Regions from separate parts of the Homo sapiens genome. Here region 2 is linked to region 1. Evidence: chromatin contacts called from ENCODE Hi-C or POLR2A ChIA-PET data. All regions are on one chromosome and are shown on one strand. Each heading gives the region's core, a stretch centred on a gene start or an enhancer-like site at or near the end of the contact. The rest is flanking DNA. Distances are from core to core; before and after follow the strand shown.

What was found. A loop is a pair of places that touch in the nucleus more often than their neighbours do. ChIA-PET counts read pairs that join two places held with the same protein, here RNA polymerase II (POLR2A).
Region 2: a map of mesothelial cell of epicardium shows a loop between it and region 1 (15-fold over the local background). The contact joins two enhancer-like sites. A Hi-C loop is called at or near these places in 1 of 168 maps with a recorded cell type or tissue (mesothelial cell of epicardium). POLR2A ChIA-PET finds 5 or more read pairs at or near these places in 1 of 52 experiments (activated naive CD4-positive, alpha-beta T cell).

Annotation. Positions count from the first base shown.
Region 1 is chr13:44,519,694-44,526,118 of GRCh38, forward strand. All of the region lies in intron 1 of TSC22D1 (TSC22 domain family member 1), which reads right to left. Among named protein-coding and RNA genes, the nearest start is that of TSC22D1-AS1, 53 kb to the right of the region's middle. Within about 2 kb of position 3,563, at least 5 of the 41 ENCODE cell types and tissues checked have a DNase peak (open chromatin) inside an H3K27ac peak, as active enhancers do.
Region 2 is chr13:44,378,820-44,385,932 of GRCh38, forward strand. SERP2 (stress associated endoplasmic reticulum protein family member 2) reads left to right here. Exons shown (of 3, transcript NM_001010897.3): 2 at 822-894. Among named protein-coding and RNA genes, the nearest start is that of SERP2, 8.6 kb to the left of the region's middle. Within about 2 kb of position 4,037, at least 5 of the 41 ENCODE cell types and tissues checked have a DNase peak (open chromatin) inside an H3K27ac peak, as active enhancers do.

The sequences.
Region 1 (6,425 bases), core at 2,313-4,812:
AACATCACTCCAGCCAAATTCTGGAGAATGAATTTCATTAGCATAAGGTTATATACAAGGAGACCAATTAGAACTCTTGCATCCAAGTTAGGAAATCATGGATTGAGACAAGGTAATGACAACAGGATATATGGCTGAGATATTTCAGCCCTCCAGCCCGTAAAAAAACCAACAGGACTAGATGATGGATTATGGTGTAAGGACTACAGATATACTGAAATACGACACCCAGGTTTCCAGCATACATAACTGAACACATGTGGGTGACAGTCACTAAGATGAGATCTCCCAAAAGAAAACCAGATTTGAAGGCGAAGATCATAAATTCATAAAGCATGTTTGAAGTGCTCCTGGGACACCCAAAAAGAGAAGTCAAATAGGTAGATCTATGAAGTTGATCAGTGTTATAAACACGAGTCATCTGTGTGAAGGTATTCAATCTGTGGTATTGGTAGAAATGCCCAGAGAATTGACACATGATAACCAAGGACCCTGCCTAAGAAACTCCCATATATAAAGTCCAGGTAGAGTGAGAATGAGTCTGCGAATCAGACTAAAAACTGGCCAGAAAGACAGGAAATCAGAGGACTAAAGATTAATAGCACCCAAAGTGTGAAGAGAGAATGTAGTCTACTGTTTCAAATGCTGCTGAGGGTACACATATGACTAGATACAAAGCTGTCCACTTGATCTACTAATAACCTCAATAGTATTATTTCAGTGAGGTTATCAGAGGTGGAAGCAAGATTCAAGTGGGCTGAGTAGGGGAGGAATGGAGAGATTACAGAGTTTTTAAGTTTGGGTATGCAGAGGAAGCATGGGGAAGTAGCTAGATATAAATCAATGAAAGTTTTAGACAAACTTTAACATGCTTCTATGCATAAGAGAAGGATCTAGTTGAAAGGAAAAAGTTAAATATGAGAAAGAAGTAATTTTTTAAAAATCTTAAGATCTCAGATAGCAGAGGTGATAAGATATAGAGCATAGGTGAAGCTGAAGGAAGGGGTGTTGAACATGTCAGATTTATGTTTGGTATCAGAATGAAGGATATCCCATCTGATGGTTTCTAATTTCTCTGTAAGGTTGAAATGAAGTATCCACTGAAAAAGCTGCATATTACTCAACGTAAGTGTACTAGAATGTAATAAAATTTTGGCTAAATGAGAAGCCCTTTATGTAGTAACAGAGACTACTTTCACATTTATTGCAGGGTCTGGCACATAGTAAATGCTTTACATATATTAGCCAATGTATTCCTCAAAACCATCCCAGGAGGTAGGTGTGTTTATTAGTCCCTTTGCAGATGAGGAAACTGAGACATGCAGTTTAAATGACTTGCCCAAGGTGAGTGGCAGTGCTGGATATTCAAATCCAAACACTGACCCTAGAGAGCAAAAGCTCAGTGCGCTAAAAGACCTCTTATTGGGCTTAAGACTGCCCCTAGAGCACCCATATTGTCAATACAGATGGATGGTTTCTTAAGACAATTGAGAACCTAAGTCTGGGACTTCTAGGACGCTAACCCCCCACTATCAAATAATAAAAGATACAAACTTACTTTTAGCTAAGAAACCTAGGCAATTCCATTGTGATGATGTCAAACACAGTGAAAGCTTTCAGTCATGCTATGGGATTTAATTGTGTATCCTCATTACTGTATCATTTGTGGGGTACACCCCTTCCCCCTTTTTTTTAAATTAAATACAGCTCATTCTTACTGTGGCTTGTAGCATTCCCCTCTTCTGGCCTCCTGGACTCCTCCCCTTCATCTCTCTTACCCTTGCCCCCTCCACCCGGTCTTGATAGTGGTATATTAAAAAAAGAAAGAATGAAAGCACATAAAATGAGTCAGTTTGGGGTCAGTGGTATAAAGGGGGTATATGTTGTGAACAAATGTTTTAATAACAGTTGGCTGTAATCACTCCTCGCCATGTCTGGCACTGAAAATAAGGGAAAAAAAACCTACTGAATAAAAGTGACAAAGAATGGAAAAAAAAAAAAAAAGAAACCTAGGCAATAAGACTTCATAAATTGACAGCTATAAAGTTCACACACTTGAGGAAGAATCCGAAAGATTTTTCTTTCTTAACCTTTCATTACTTGTTTTCCAAAACTACAACTTTCTAACAGCACTAAAATGGCACTATAATTTACCTACATACATATGGATCTTCCTCACTAAATTTGGGCATCTCAAAGGCTGCCTATGTCTTCTTCCTTAAAATATTTGTTTGGCGCCTACTGTGTAGCAGCTGCTAAAAAAAACAATAGCAAACAAGACAGACGTGATCCCTGGTCTCAGGAAGTCAGACAATAAATAGACCAACAATATATGCTTTTAAATTGGGCAAAATAGTAGTAAAGAATTGATGTAATGTTAGAGAGTAAAAGTCAAGGAAGAGAACTAAATGTTTAGATATAATGACTAGAAAAGGCATCCCTGAAGAGGAAACATTTAAGCTGAGACTTAAAAGGGGCATTCCAGTCATTAGGAATCCCCTAAGGTAGTAGACAGTAACACATTCAGAGACTAAATGAGCCAAAGGTGGCTGGAGAGGAAGAATGAGGGTAAAGTTGGAAGAAAAGGTAGGGCCTGATCATTTAGGGTCTCACAGGCCATGATAAAGAATTTGGATTTTGTTGTTTGTATAAAGGAAAGCAATTAGATATTAAACAGAAAAGGCATTTTATTTATGCCTTTAAAATCACAAATCATATTCTGTGAATAAAACAGGGATCAACAGATAAGGCAAGACCAGTAAGGACTACTGCAATAATTAGGCAAGAGAGGATGGTGGCTTGAAGAGATTGAAAATGGAGATGGTGAGAAGTGGACAGGTTTGACAAAGATTTAAGAGGTAAATCTGATCTTTGGCAAAAGTACAAAGACAATTCAGTGGAGAAGGAAGAGTCTTCATGGTGCTGGACAACCACATGCAAAAGGAAAAATAATCTATCCAACACTGACCTTTTATCTTTCACAAAAGTTAACTCAGAAAGTATCACAGACCTATACATACAATTCAAAACTGTAAAACTTGTAGATAATGAGGAAGAAAATCTTGTTTGGCAATATATTTGTAAACACAGCACGAAAATCATGACCCATAAAGAAAAAATTGATAAGGTAGACTTCATTAAAATTGAAAATTTTTCTTCTCTGTAAAACACTGTTTAAAAAAAATGAAAAGACAAGCCACAGACTAGGAGAAAATATTTGTCAAACACATCTTATAAAGGACTGGTATCTAAAATATACCAAGAACTCTTAACACACAATAAAGAAAAAATCTTAAAAAAGAGCAAAAAATCTGAGCAGATGTATCACCAAAGATAATAGAGAAAAAAAAAAAACATGAAATGGAGCTCAACACCCTATATCACTAGAGAAATGCTAATTAAAACAATGGATACTACCACACCCCTATTAGACAGGCTACAATCACTGACAACACCAAATGCTGCTAAGAATGCAGAGCAAATGAATTCATATTCATTGCTGGTGGAAATGCAAAAACAGTACAGTCGAGTTGAGACAGTCTGCAGTCTCTTACAGAGCTAAGCACAGGCTTACTACATGACTCAGCAATTGCACACACAGGTATTTTCCCAAATGAGTTGAAAACAAGTCCACATAAAAACCTGCACAGGAATGTTTGCGGCAGCTTTATTCAGAACTGCCAAAAACATCAAGCAACCAAGCTGTCCTTCATTAGATGATGGATAAACAAACTGTGGTAGATATATACAATAATAAGAAATGAGCTCCCAAGTCACAAAAAGACATGAAAAAAACTTTCATATTGCTAAGTGAAAGCCAGTCTGAAAAAGCTACACACTGCATGACTCCAACACTATGACATTCCAGGAAAGGCAAAACTAGACAGATAGTAAGATCTGTGGCTGCCAGAGCCTGAGGTGGGGAGGTAGGAGTATGTGGCACGCAGAGAAGAAGGATTTTGCAACAGGGAGGACCCTGATGACAGAGCATTCACAGTGGTATCAGAAGCGACAACCAGAATGGAATAGATTGAAAAGTAAACTAAATTTGAGAGATTGTAACAATATAAGTAGACAACTCTTGATAATGAAAGTGAACAGAGATTGCAGAAGTTAGGGGGTGTGGAAAGACCCAAGGTGGCTTCCTTAAGATGATGTATGAAAGCATAATTAGATACTCATGAGAATGAGCTAATAGAGAAAAACATTTGCTAATAGAAGGAAAGATAAAATACAAAAGGCAACAAATCTTTAGCAAAATATAAGAGATAGACCCATCCTCTAGAGAACAATGAGAAAAAGCCTTTGAAAAAAGAAGTATGGGGATAGAAGCATCTTAATATTTCCAGTGCATGAAATACTATACATAATAAAAGATGCATGAAACTTAGTAGATCCTCAATAGAGATTAAATGAATCAAATTAAATAACTGTAATGGTTTAAAAAGCTCCTAGTAGAACAGCCTACTTCTAAGTCGTGGGACTCAAACTAAATTGAAGGCAAATTCAGACACTGAAAAATTCATACTACTTCCAGTTTTGAGTTCAACTAGTGAAGCTGTCACTCCTGTCCACACAACAGAAAAAAAAAAAAACTGAACTGGAAATCAGTAGCTTCTCTTAGATCCATCAGAGAACCGAGATCACAGGACAATCTGCTGCCTCCTCCAAAACTAAAGAAACAAGCAAATACAGAAAATCACAGCTTACCAGAAGCAGCAACTATTGCTGAAGCCAACAACTGGAAGAAAAACTTAAATAGATTAATTAAGACAGTCTAAATATGGACTAGTTTGACAGATGGAAACTCCTGGCAAACCAGCCTTAAGGGGCTCCCCACACTTCCATGATTTTTTTTGTTTGTTTGTTTGAGATGGAGTTTCACTCTTGTCACCCAGGCTAGAGTGCAATGGCGCGATCTTGGCTCACTGCAACCTCCGCTTCCCGGATTCAAGCAATTCTCCTGCCTCAGCCTCCTGAGTATTAACAGCACCCGCCATGCCCAGCTAATTTTTGTATTATTTTAGAAGAGATGAGGTTTCACCATGTTGGCTAGGCTGGTCTCAAACCCCTGACTTCAAGTAATCCATCTGCCTAGGCCTCCCAAGTGCTGGGATTACAGGCGTGAGCCACCGTGCCCAGCTACTTCCATGATTTTTAACTCCAAAAGCCCCATCAGGTTGTCAGGGTAAAGAAAAGAGAAAAAAATCCCTGTGCTTCTGGAAGGAGAAAGGAAAAAAGGAAAAAGTAACCATATTCAAATATTCCCAGAACATTCTGTTATCCTTAACAAAGGACTGACCTTAAGGAAAATTATTTTACCAGAGGCTAACCAACAGCGGGTATATCAAAGCCTGACCAAGTGGAATAAGGAAAATATCCAACTAGGGTTCTCTCTCTAGCTTTCTTGTTCCACCTAAGGGGGGTAAAAAAGCTGAGAAGCATTTGTAAAGGTGAAAGCCCAGGGGCACTGTCCCACAAAAAACCTGAGCCTAATCACAGGACTACATACAGACTATTCTCCCCGCTCCACAACACTCATCTTACTACAATCAACAGAGCTCCTGTAAAACAGGAAATCACAACTGAAAGAATGGTAAGGCTCAGGCTCTATTTAAAAAGGAGTCTCATGCCTGTAATCACAGCACTTTGGGAAACCGAGGCAGGAGGATCACTTGAGCCCAGGAATTCAAGACCAGCCTAGCAACACAGTGAGCCCCCACCTCTACAAAAATCAAAAGATAAATTAGCCAAGCATGGAGGCGCATGCCTGTAGTACCATCTTCTCAAGAGCCTGAGGCAGGAGGATCCCTTGAACCCAGGAGTTGAAGGCTGCAGTAAGCCATGATCGTGCCACTGCACTCTAGCCTGGGTAACACAGCAAGACCCTGTCTCTAAAAAAGTAAAAATAAAAGGGAGTCTCTAGGGAAACCCAAATACCACAGAGTAGACAAGATCAAGGACACTATAGGAAATTCTAGCCTCTGACATCAACAGCAAATAAACACAGATTAACCCCTAGCCAGATAAACATGAAACTTCATACTCAAGTCCTACTGATCTTAGTTCCTTTTACCCAATACATCATATCTAGCTTTTAACAAAAAAAAAAAAAAAAAAAAAATAGCCAGGCTCAGTGGTTCACACCTGTAATCCCAGCATTTTGGGAGGCTAAGGTGAGCGGACTGCCTTGATCTCAGGAGTTTGAACCTAGTCTGGACAACATGGCAAAAACCCATCTCTACAAAAATAGAAAAATTAGCCAGGTGTTGGTGGCTTGCGCCTGCAGTCCCAGCTCCTCACGAGGCTGAGGCTGGAGAATCTCTTGAGACCGGGAAGTGGAGGTTGCAGTTAGCCAAGACTGTGCCACTGTACTCCAGCCTGGATAACAGAGTGAGACCCTGTCTCAAAAACAAACAAACAAA
Region 2 (7,113 bases), core at 2,787-5,286, 140 kb before region 1:
TTATGTCTGTGCTTTTGGTTTGAAAAAGCAGGAGGTCTGTAGGGCTTCATTCATGCAGTTTTGACAGTCCCCTTCTGCTTCCCAGAGAATTCAGAGACTTCTCCCAAGTGCAAGCTTTATTAAGGCTTAGGAGCTTTATTACAAAATGCTGCTTCACTCATAACCATTCACAATTGCTGTGGTGCTTCTGTTGTTGCAAGGATTTCCACTGTACTGACTTCCTAATTTGGGGTTATGTAAAAGGTTTTCAGAAAATGTCTGTGCTCTCTGATCCTGCTTGGAATTCACAGATGCAAAAACTAAATATTGAATCTGTTAATGGAAAATACTCAGGCTTTATAATGAGGCAGACCTAAATTTGAATCCCAGCTCTTGCTCAAGTTAACAAACTTTGAGCCTCAGTTTCTCAACTCCAAAATGGAAATAATAATACTTGCCAGAAATAATGAATGCAGACTGCCTAGTGTAGTGCCTGGCACAGAGCATTACTCAGCAGATGGAAAGTTATTATTAATATCATTTTGGTTCCTAAATCGCCATATTGGTTTATGTATTCATACCATATCTGTCCCCAGAATATTTAAGACCACCAAGTTCACTGAGTTACAGGGATGTTAATAAGGTTATGGATGAATTTTTACAAACCTGTCTCAATCCTTTTAATGGACTTCATTCATCTATATCTGTCCACTGAGGGATTGAAACCAAGTCTGTCTCATTCGCAGTAGAATCCCCAGCACCTAGCACAATGCCTAGTGATACTCAAATAATTGTTTATTGAGTCAATGAACCTAATCTTACTTTTTCCCATTCCCTTTTAGAGGCCGCAAGAGGAGAAATATCCTGTGGGACCATGGCTGTTGGCACTGTTTGTTTTTGTTGTCTGTGGCTCAGGTATGGGTGTTTCACTGAACTTATATCCCATGTTCTCCACTGGCCTTTGAAAAACACACGTTTTCTTCACAAAGCAAATAGATGAAAAACATACTGGTATGGGATTCAAGTTTATCACTGCCTTAAGCCTTAATCTTAATGGGTTTTGATTTAGTTTCTATTCCAAATATAGGTAGAGACACAATTAATACACTATCAAATCCTAATCATAAAATGATTACACTGAGTAGTTAAAGTGGCTGTATACACTGTAGAGTTCAGTAAAGTCTTTTTGTGCAGACATAGCCTTAAAAGGGCATTAGAACAGAAGGTGAAACACCTGTGTGCCTGTGATAAATCCACATTCCGAGAAAGGGAGAGGCCTTATGCCTTATGAGAAAGTTCTGCAGAGCTCCTAGATACAACTTCCTAGATACAACTGAGCCTTTGACCCAAGCCTTAAGGTATGGGTCACCTGATACTGTAAGGTGGCAAGTTGAGAGCTTTACTTACACACATGCAGATACACACATACACACAAATGCAGGGAAGATGAGCAGAAGCATCGTGCCATTGTTTCTAGTTACATGCTGAACTAGCCTTGACATGGTTCCTGATCCCCATATGTTGGGTCTCAGAAATCCTTGTGAGTGGAGGTCACTTCTTCTAACTACACAGCATGCCTTGAGGGATTCCCACCCTCCAGCATCTCACTGTTACTGAGGGCAGGGAGGCAGAAGGTCCACATCTTCCTGCTCAGGCTTAGGCCTCCCAGCAAGACAGCCTCTGCCCCAATGACAAGAGAAGCCCATGACTAAAGATGAATCATGCATTCAAACCTAAAATCATGAAAATTAAAAAAAAAATTTAAGATGGATCAGTTCCTTTTATCTTCAAGAGACCACTCTTCCAAAGAAGCAAAAACTCTTAGGAGGAAGGAAGGATCCAAAGTACTTGGCATTATTGTTGCTTGTGGCTCAAATATTTTAAAGATGATTTGGCATTCCAAGATGAGAAAATCTTACACTCAAAGAAAGACAGTTCTACTCTATTCCCAAAGAAGTATCTTTAAGGACATCTTTTAAACAGCTGTTTACCCAATCCCTATTTGAATACTTCTTCAAAAAGCCTATTCCATGTCTGCTGGAATTCTATTAGAAATGTCTCTCCTGTTTTGAATTACACTATGCTGTCTTCTCAGTTGTTCAGATTTGAACTCCTAGGGTAACACAGAATGGACTCGTTCTCCTCTAAGCACCTTGAATCATCAGATATTTTAAAGATGACTGCCTGGTGGCTCCTTCTGCAAACTAAGCTTCCCTAAATCTCTCGACCTTGCCTCATAAGATGTGGTTTCTAGACTCCTCTTCTGGATCTGCTCAATGACTTTCTTAAAGGGTAGCATTTGGCAGCGCATGCCTGTAATCCCAGCTACTTGGGAGACTGAGGCAGGAGAATCACTTGAACCCAGAAGGCAGAGGTTGCCATGAGCCAGAGATCGCGCCATTGCACTCCAGCCTGGGCAACAAGAGTGAAACTCCGTCTCAAAAAAAAAAAAAAAAAAAAAAGCCAGGCGCAGTGGCTCACGCCTGTAATCCCAGCACTTTGGGAGGCCGAGGTGGGGAGGATCACAAGGTCTGGAGTTCGAGACCATCCTGGCCAACATGGTGAAACCCTGTCTCTACTAAAAATACAAAAAATGAGCTGGACATGGTGGCACGCGCCTGTAGTCCCAGCTACTCAGGAGGCTGAGGCAGGAGAATCACTTGAACTGCAGAGGTGGAGCTTGCAGTGAGCCGAGATCGTGCCACTGTACTCCTTCCTGGGCAACTGAGCGAGACTGCGTCTCAAAAAAAAAGTATAGCATTTGCAACTGCAGAAGGTGGTCTAGAAGCAGTGTGACCACCACAGAGGCAGTAGGATTGTCACTGCCCTTGATTTTGCTCACCACTCTGCCTCTATTAATGTGACCCAGGCTTGCAGTTACTTTTTAACAGTTGCAGCACATCCTTGACTCACGTCTAGCTGATGGCCAGCCAGATGCCACCCAGCTCTTCCTCAGATAAACTTCCTGCAACCCCGGAAACACATCTACATACCCCTTTATCCCAAGTCTCTCCTGTCTCCATCACATATTATTTTATTTTACTCATGACCCTCATCAGCAGTTGCAGTTATTTAGTTTACTTACTTAGGTTCATTTCCCTCCAGTAGGATATAAGCTCAGGGGAGACAGTGTTTATTTTTCATTAAATTTGTAGATCCTAGTTTAGTATTTAGCACATAGTTAGTGCTTAGGATGGATGGATGGATGGATGGATGGATGGATGGATGGATGGATGGATAAAGCCAGATATTCCTCATACTGTAGATATCTAGTTGACCTTTTTTGAGACCTAATATAAAACTTTATGACTTTTTTTTTTATTCTCAAAGAAGAACGATTACTTCTATTAAAATTTTAGGCTGGGCGCGGTGGCTCACGCCTGTAATCCCAGCATTTGGGAGGCCGAGGCGGGCGGATCATGAGGTCAGGAGATAAGACCATCCTGGCTAACACGATGAAGCCCCGTCTCTACTAAAAATACAAAAAAATTAGCCGGACCTGGTGGCAGGTGCCTGTAGTCCCAGCTACTTAGGAGGCTGAGGCAGGAGAATGGCGTGAACCAGGGAGGTGGAGCTTGCAGTGAGCCGAGATTGTGCCACTGCACTCCAGCCTGGGCGACAGAGCGAGACTCCGTCTCAAAAAAAAAAAAAAAAAAAAAAGAACAAAATAAAAACAAACAAAACTATGCCTTTATCATACCACAGGAAAATCAAGAAAATAAACCTGTACAAAAAAGTTAGCTATGTTTTCAGGCTGTATGACCAGTCTGTAGATTGTCAGACCTTGAACTTTAAGCCTCTGATCTACTTACCCTTTTTTCCCAGTGTTATGGTCCCTGAAAATATATTATTCTTCCAAGTCACTGATAAAAGTCTAGACTTGGAGAAACCCACAGAACACAATCAGAGACAACCTCTTTCAGGTTGACTTTGAGCCTCTAAGCAAAACTCATTCAAGCAATCATCATGTCTTGAGGGTCCCCTCTGTGCCTGGCACTGTGCCGGGCTTTGGAAATACAATCCTGTTTGGGTACTTGCAGGCATTGGGAGAGGCAGATAAGGAAGCTGTCAGTTGCAGCCCAGGGAAAGCGCACTGCGATAGTGACAGCAGAGTTTACAGGGTGCTTGGCTGGCATGGATAAGGAACTTCTAAATCATACTCAGCAGAAGAGAAAGTTTCCAAGGGGAGGTGCTGTTTGAGCGGAGTCTTGAAGAACAAACAGCCAGACAAAGGGTGTGAGGAAGGTGATTCTGCATGGGAACACTATGTGGCGGTGGCATGGTGGCTTCAGAGAATGTGCTGGGCTCAAGAATATAAGGTGCTCAGAATGGCCAAAGCCTACTCTCAGGCATCCCTGAGCCCCGTGACCATGCCACCTGTATTGTCAAGGGTCTAAGTAGATAAAGATATATATAGGCTTCAAGATACACAGTAACTGTGGCCTTCTCCAGTCTGCCCCCTTAGGCAGCCTATAAGGGAAAAAGCCAGTAGAGTCATTTGGCGTGGCTTATTTTTCTCAAACCCATGCCAACTCTCAAAACCCATCTCTTCCTTTTTGGAGGGTTTAAAAAACTATTATATGGCCTAAACTTTTGCCTGGCTTACCAGCCCATGCAGCAGGACCTGTATCTTTCCCTCTTGGGTAAATTGGGACATTTGCTAACAAGCATCTTTTAGAACTCTCCTGGTCTCCAGCAGTTTCCTAGGGATTGAGTATGTTAGCTCCACCTCTCTGGAGGTTTGCGTTTTTTTTGTTTTTTTTTTTTTGAGACAGAGTCTCGTTCTATTGACAGGCTGGAGTGCAGTGGCGCAATCTCGGCCCACGGCAACCTCCACCTCCCAGGTTCAAGCGATTCTCCTGCCTCAGCCTCCTGAGTAGCTGGAACTGCAAGCACGCACCACCATGCCCAGCTAATTTTTTTTTTTTTTTTTTAGTAGTGACGGGGTTTCACCATGTTGGCCAGAATGGTCTTGATCTCTTGACCTCATGATCCGCCCACCTTGGCCTCCCAAAGTGCTGGGATTACAGGCATGAGCCAATGCGCTCGGCCACCCAGGGCTCTTTCAATGATGCTGACTTAAAGCTTTCTAGTTATAAAGCCATTTTGCTTTTATGGAGAGGTTAGACATGAAATGAGAGTTGAGCCATCTTACTTTCTCTGTCTTCTATTAACATGCTATCGTGATCCCTAAGCAATGGGCCTCATCTCTTTTTTAATCATAACTAAAAATAATTCACCACCACCTTTTTTTTTTCTTGCCAACTTTAGCAATTTTTTTGCAAGCCTCAGCTCAAGTCGGGCACTGTTCTCACAGAAATGTGTCACTCTTCTCAGCTTGTCCTTGGTACTGTGCCCTTCCTTCTATCTTTGTACTTGTCCTTTTCTAAACAGAACATGTCATGGGAAACACAATAGCTCCTTTAGATCCGTCCCTGTTGCCACCTCTCTGGAATTAGTCACGATTCATTTCTTCTTGCAGAACCGACTATTCCCTCTAGAGTTTATCCTGTTTTAGGGTCACAGGCCATAAGTGCCTACCCTTCTTTTCTCTACATTTAAACGAATGTGCGGTCCTCAAGTCTAGCCCATTTGTCAGCTGCTTTGCTTTAGGTAATTAGCTTTCTGGTAGGTGCTGGGATTGTTGAAGCTCTCATCGGTGGTCTGTCTCACCTCTGTTCCAGCTTTGTAATCTGAAATAGGAAAATCCCCTACATCTCACATCTGCCTGTTTGCAGCACGCACACCTGCACCTGCACACCTGCCCTGGCCTGCAACACTCAGGCCAAATGCACTGGAGTGTCTTGTAGGATCTCCACATCTCTGCAGACAGATAGACCCTTTTCCTATTCCCTTCTATTAGCTCTCCTTTGAACAAGATACACCCCTATGCCAGGCTCAAGTTCCATTTCACCAAGTTCCAGTGGGACCTTGGAGGTCATATGGCCTTTCTTTGCATTCATGTGGTTGGTTACTCTTATTTTGTATGTTTTTATATAGATGCTAAGGAAAAAGGCGAAATCTTCTAATATTAATAAAGATGTTGATCATTGATGTGAGTCTCTTGAAAGTCTCACTTGCTTTCATTACCTTACTCTATTAACCCACTTTTCTCATTGGTGATTGGTTGGGCAAAGTGCTCTTTTTAGAAATAGTGCCAGTGTACCTAGGGTAAATAAATATTCAGGTCAGGCAGACAGTAATGAATGCACATTTTATCTGTTTTTCTGGCTGTCTTCTGGGAAAGAGTTAGGACTGGTAAGAAGCTGGCATTTAAGTATGTGCTCACTTATTGGTCACCCTTTCTCTGTTTTATGTGGAAAAACAGGTTAACAAGCCTGTAAAAAGTCTACAGGACCCCTTTCTTATAGACAGTTGTGGGTCACTGCCATCACTTGCCTCCTGCTTCTCAGCTTCTCTCCTGTGGCTTCCTCCTCCTCTGCATGTGCCTTTCATGCCTGCCATCCTAGTAAGAGCAAGATAATGAAAAGGAAGGAATGAGGACTGGGAGAGTAGTGAGGGGACACAGTCCAGGCACCCAGAGACCCCTGGCATAAACACGCACTCAGGGAATGCCACCCCTCACTGCAAAGCCAGATGGGAGCAACAGACCTCCCGGGGCTGCCCCACGCCCCCCAGATCTGAGCGCACCCAAGCCCTGTTCTGTCTTAGGCACTTGGTGGAAACCTCTAATACATTGTCCTGGTGAGAGGGAGTTTGGGGAGGTTATCTAAATACATCCTTTTCAGAATAAGCAAATTTCTACTTTCCATGATTGCAAAAGTTGTCTTAGGCAAGGGACTGCTTTGAAAACTGACCAACTGGCACTCAGAATAGGAGGCCTCTGAAGGGAGGATAGTTTCAGGATCTGCCAGATGTCAGTTTTGAGCCTAGATTCACTTTTGTCAGCTGAATGACCTTGGACAAGGTATTTACTCTTGGTATTGATTCCCTTATCAAGAAAATGGGGATAATGAGCAGCCCTCCCAAGGTGTCCTGGCATTGAGCAGCTCTGGGGATCTAAGTACAGGCCCATAGCAAGCCCAAAGCCTGCAGCTACAGTCACCACCACCTCTGTCCTTGTAGCCCTCATGGGAAACAGGGGCACCACGGGACCATCGGTTGTGCTGTGGG